2 separate regions of the Homo sapiens genome follow, and region 1 is linked to region 2. Evidence: read pairs that join two places in POLR2A ChIA-PET (ENCODE). Cell type or tissue: A673. All regions are shown on one strand. Each heading gives the region's core, and the rest is flanking DNA. Links, peaks and the distances in the headings are about the cores only.

The links. ChIA-PET counts read pairs that join two places held together with the same protein. Peaks named below come from ENCODE experiments on the same cell type or tissue, not always from the same donor. Only the 100,000 strongest peaks of a DNase experiment are listed, where the experiment ranks them.
Region 1: POLR2A ChIA-PET joins it to region 2 with 7 read pairs; 5 of 35 experiments call an interaction of 5 or more read pairs at or near these places.

Annotation. Positions count from the first base shown.
Region 1 is chr4:158,915,770-158,918,683 of GRCh38, forward strand. The region is part of intron 3 of SPMIP2 (sperm microtubule inner protein 2); the gene reads right to left. Among named protein-coding and RNA genes, the nearest start is that of SPMIP2, 120 kb to the right of the region's middle. In A673, for the core only: no CTCF peak of the experiment used is centred there; no DNase peak of the experiment used is centred there.
Region 2 is chr4:159,004,935-159,007,848 of GRCh38, forward strand. The region is part of intron 1 of SPMIP2 (sperm microtubule inner protein 2); the gene reads right to left. It also overlaps the pseudogene PSME2P3. Among named protein-coding and RNA genes, the nearest start is that of SPMIP2, 29 kb to the right of the region's middle. RefSeq lists an enhancer at 1,287-1,819. In A673, for the core only: no CTCF peak of the experiment used is centred there; a DNase peak (open chromatin) is centred at 1,547.

The DNA.
Region 1 (2,914 bases), core at 292-2,791, 89 kb before region 2:
AAGCTCTGGCTTTGGACTGCATTTTAGAGGAAAGATCTAAGCTTCTTCCTCTTTCCCTGGTGAGATCCTTGGCTAAGTTCTAACAACCCTAAATTAGAACATTATCTCAGCCCTGCTTTTCCATTATAAAAGGCTGACTCTGGGGAACAGACAGAAACAGGATTGTAAGGGTAGGGATTTGCCAACTCATTTGGAAAGCTGTTGTTTCTTAGAGAGCCTCTTGGGACTTCTTATTCACCATCCTTCCACCTGGGCTGCAAGAGCCCCTTGGGGACTGCAAAGTTCTCTTTCTAGAATCTGAGTCTGTGGGTTCCCAAGGTCTTTGGACCATGATTTGTGGGAGATTTGCATCGCCCTTCACTCACTCAAGAATCTACAGGCTCTTTCTACATGGCTGGCACAGTACAAGGCACCGTGAGGACCAGCAGTAATAAGATAAAGCCCCTGTTGTCACAGAGCTTATATACCTGTGGGGGAGACAAAAAATAAACAGATAACTGAAATATTTGGGAAGTACTAGGAAAAAAAATTAAGGCAGATGAGTAGAAAATCTTGGGCATGCTATTTTCGTGAGGTTAGACAAGAGAGGACGAGGTAATGTTTGAGCAGAGATCTCAGTGAAGCAAGAGTGTGAGCCATTCTCCCAGCATACAGAGGTCAGGCAGTTCCTTCCTGCTCCTGAGAATCACAGAATCCCTGTGGTGGGAGGGAAGTGACCATGGCTGTCTCCAGCAGACCCTCCCCTGACATCCCATCATCCTAGAATAAAGTCTGAGCTCCTCAGCATAGCATGCAGGGAAGTTTGTTGTTGCTGTTTGGTTTTTGTCTGCTTTTGCTTTATGTATGTACATATGTATGTATGTATGTATGTATGTATGTATGTATGTTTGTAGAGATGGAGTCTCGCTCTGTCACCCAGGCTGGAGTGCAATGACACGATCTCTGCTCACTGCAACCACCACCTCCCAGGTTCAATCAATTCTCCTGCCTCATCCTCCCAAGTAGCTGGGATTACAGGTGTACACCACCACCTCCAGTAAATTTTTGTATTTTTAGTAGAGATAGGGTTTCACCATGTCGACCAAGCTGGTCTTGAACTCCTGACCTCAGGCCATCCTCCCACCTCAGCCTCCCAAAGTGCTGGGATTACAGGCATGAGTCACCACCCAGCCTGTCTGCTTTCTTTTTAAAAATGGTCCTGCTGGGCATGGTGGCTCATGCCTGTAATCCCAGCACTTTGGGAAGCTCAGGCAGGCAGAACACGAGGTCAGGGGATCAAGACCATCCTGGCCAACATGGCAAAACCCAGTCTCTACTAAAAATACAAAAAATTAGCCAGGTGTAATGGCACACGCCTGTAGTCCCAGCTACTCAGGAGGCCGAGGCAGGAGAATCACTTGAACCCAGGAGGTAGAGGTTGCAGTGAGCCAAGATCACACCACTGCACTCCAGCCTGGGTGACAAAGAAAGACTCCATCTCAAAAAAATAATAGTTATAATACAAACAACTAGCTGGGTGTGGTGGTGCACGCCTGTAATCCCAGCTACTCGGGAGGCCAAGGCAGGAGAATCACTTGAACCTGGGAGGCGGAGGTTGCAGTGAGCTGAGATCACATCACTGCACTCCAGCCTGGGTGACAGAGCAGGGGGAAAAAAAAAAGGTCCAACCTCAGTTGATCCTTCTGGCCCACTCTCCTCAGCCCGTCTCTACTTTCAGACACACACAGTCCTTCCTTTCGCCTTCACCTTCCCCTCGATGAGCTCCAAAGAAGCTGCACTCTGAGCAAAAGACTCACAGCCTTTTGCTTCAATTTCCTCTGCTTGTGATTCCCTCTCCTCCTTATTTCCTGGAAAACTGCAACTAAGTTGGGGCTTTAAACATCACCTTTTCCCTGAAGACTTTTTGTTCCTGTCATGAAGCAATTTTTCTCCTTTAATAGCACTATTTGACTTTTTTTTTTTTTTTTTTTTTTTGAGACAGATTCTCTGTCTCCTAGGTTGGAGTGCAATGGCGTGATCTCAGCTCACTGCAACCTCTGCCTCCCAGGTCCAAGCAATTTACCTGCCTCAGCCTCCCAAGTAGCTGGGATTACAGGTGCCTGCCAAGCCTGGCTAATTTTTGTATTTTTAGTAGAGACAGGGTTTCACCATGTTACCCAGGCTAGTCTCAAACTCCTGACCTTAGGTGATCCACCCACCTCGGCCTCCCAAAGTGCTGGGATTACAGGCGTGAACCATCGTGCCCGGCCTGACTTCTTTTGTAGAAACTATTAGAATATTCTTGAATTCCTAGCTCAGCAGTCTCTCTTTCTACAAATTCAGTGCTCCTTAAAAGGCCCGGAGTGTATCTCATTCGTCATTGGCTCCCCAGTGCCATTACCCTGCCTGACACGTAATTGACACTCAACTAATCTTGGAGAATAGAGGAAGAGGGAAGGACAGGAAAGACCAGAACTGAGTGACAGGAAGGGCGCCTGCCTTCCCTCCCGCTCCCTTCACCCCACCTGCTCTACAGCCTCTTTCCGCTCCTGCCAGGCAGCTATGTAGGACTGGATCCTTGTGGTCCAGTTTGTCTGAGTTGTGTTATTTACAAGTACAGATTAATAGCTGGAAATAATTTCAAGAAAGCTTAAAAGGCAGGATAGCTGATGGTGAGAATGTAAGCAACAGATAGTGCTTATAGTTTATATTAGCTTGATTAATGATTCAAGGGAAAACTATTTCATGCAAATGTCACCTTTTCTTTAACATGTTATACAAGTAACTATATAGAAGAGTTTAGAAAAGAAAAATCCTTGGCCGTCTTTAGTCTTCACTTAAGTGCTAAAATATTTTATTATCTTTTAAATTCAGTATCTCCTACATCCCTGAAATTGGGAACACCAGAAGCAATAGAAAGTTAAAAATTAGATGT
Region 2 (2,914 bases), core at 201-2,700:
GTTTTAAAAAACCATCGGCCAGACACGGTGGCTCACACCTGTAATCCCAGCACTTTGGGAGGTCGAGGCAAGCGGATCATGAGGTCAGGAGTTCGACATCAGCCTGACCAACATGGTGAAACCCCATCTCTACTAAAAATACAAAAATTAGCTGGGCATGGTAGCGCAAGCCTGTAATCCCAGCTGCTCAAGAGGCTGAGGCAGAAGAATCCCTTGAACCCAGGTTGCAGTGAGCCGAGATCGCGCCATTGCACTCCAGCCTGGGTGACAGAGTGAGACTCCGCCTCAAAAAAAAAAAAAAAAAAAATCAACCAGCCTGGCCAACATGGTGAAACCCCATCTCTACTAAAAATACAAAAATTAGCCGGGCATGGTGGTGAGTGTCTGTAATCCCAGCTACTCAGTAGGCTGGGGCAGGATAATTGCTTAAACCTGGGAGGCAGAAGTTGCAGTGAGCCGAGATCACGCCATTGCACCGCAGCCTGGGCAGCAAGAGCGAAACTCCATCTCAAAACAAAACAATAATAACAACAACAAAAAACCATCAACTAGGGTGTTTGGATATATGGATGCTCCCAGATAACATTAATCTGAGTTCTAACAAGTCTCCAGCTGTACTTTCCGATGGAGCAGCCACTAGCCACATGTGTTATTGTGGCTAGCCCAAACTGAGAAGTGCTATAAGTCAAAAGTACACACCCAGAGTTCACATACTTAGTACAAAAGAAAAAATGTAAACATTTTGTTAATAACTTTCAATATTGATTTCATATTGAAATAACTTTGGATTTATTGGATTAAACAAAGTATATTATTAAAGTTATTTGTACCTGTTTTAATTTTTTTTTAAGAGGGAGTTTCACTCTGTTGCCCAGGCTGGAGGGCAGTGGTGCAATCTCGGCTCACTGTAACCTCCATTTCCCAGGTTCGAGTGATTCTCTTGCCTTAGCCTCCTGAGTAGCTGGGTCTATGGGTGTGTGCCACCACGCCCAGCTAATCTTTGTATTTTTAGTAGAGACAGAGTTTCGCCATGTTGGCCAGGCTGGTCTTGAACTTCTCACTTCAAGTGATCCACCTGCCTTGGCCTCCCAAAGGCTGGGGTTACAGGCGTGAGCCACCGCGCCTGACCCTCTTTTAATTTTTTAATGTGGCTGCCAGAAAATGTTCAATTATGTATGTGGCTCGAATTATGTTTCCGTTGAACAGTGTTGGTCTGAAGTTTACAAACTTGTGAAATTCTACAATACTTAAAGCTGGTGGATAATTATAACTGTGGCTCATTAAGATTTGGAAAACTTGTTGCAATATTTGTTAGAGAGGGAGAGGTTTTTAGTGTACATAACTGGCTGAAGAGTCAGACAGAAGCAGTATAGAAGGGTCATTCAGAAGTCCAAAGTGAAACCATCTTAAGCAACCATGTTTACGCGAGATGAAAAGCTAGTGGCTTTAACCTGTGGGAAAATGTACCACACCCTGCCAATGCAATGCAAAGTTCATCTTGTTACTCATCCCTGAAACCTGCCCCCCAGCTTTCTATAGCTAATTGCTCACAGTTGGATCCCTTTTAAAGTGAGATTACACTCCCTACAGGATATGTTGTACATGCTGACAGCCAAGTTTCCAAGGTTTTCATTCAACCTAATACTCATTTTTGGTCATATTACGGCTTTGAGCAAAATGCTGAACATGAAGAAGCTGAATTGAAGATGATACTAAGTGGTGACAGATAGTAATCCCCAGGATGCATCTTGGTTGTATCAAAGAGATACAAAAGAAACTTAAAGACAGAGGTTTTAAAGTCAGAGCAATCATAGATTGCCAATAACTTACTAATAATATGTAAATTTAAAACATGTCAAACACAGGTAGGACAACCTCAGGGAAGCATAGAAATCAGGGAGTCAAAGTGGCAAGCATTGATAATGTTCACCCACCACAAACGAGGGCTGAGGGTCCTCCCTTTGAGAGGCAAAGCTCAAAAGAGAAGGGTTAGGATTGGTCAAGTTATTACAGTTTATGGCCATTAAGCCAATGTTTAACATTGTTTTCCCTAGAATGCCAGTGTTGTTCTAATATTGTCCTGTGAAAGTTTTGATGCCGGCAGTATTTTCTTCTAAAATGTATTTAAAATATATTGAAGCATACGGTAATTAGGAGGCCAGAGATCTAGCAACTGAAGCAGCATATGGCCAAGCCGTGTGGGGTGCGCCTGAGACGGGAGGCCTGTAAACAGGTGGAGATCTTCAGGCAGAATCTTTTCCAGGAGGCTGAGGAATTCCTCTACAGATTCTTGCCACAGAAAATCATATACTTGAATCAGCTCTTGCAAGGTACTGCCTCAATGTGGCTGACCTGACTTCCCTCCGGGCCCCACTGGACATCTCATCCCAGGCCCTCCACCCAAGGATGATGAGATGGAAACAGATAAGCAGGAGATGAAAGAAGTCCCTAAGAGTGGATTTCTCCCTAGGAATGAGAAGGTCCTGTTCCTGCTTGCCCTGGTTAAGCCAGGAGTCTGTAGTCTCAAAGAGAAATGCATTCTAGTGATCACAGGGATCCAGCACCTGATCCTCAAGATTGAAGATGGATGATTTTGGGGTAGCAATCCAGGAGAAGGTGCTGGAGAGGGTGAATGCCGTCAAAAGCAAAGTGGAAGCTTTCCAGACAACCATTTCCAAGTACTTCTCAGAACGTCGGGATGCTGTGGCCAAGGCCTCCAAGGAGACTCATGTAATGGACTACTGGGTCTTGGTGCACCAGCGAGATGAGGCAGCCTATGGGGAGCTCAGGGCCATGGTGCTGGACTTCGGGGCCTTCTACGCTGAGGTTTAACATATCAGCAGCAGCAACCTGGAGAAAATTGTCAACCCGAAGGGTGAAGAGAAGCCATCTATGCACTGAATCCAGGACTAGA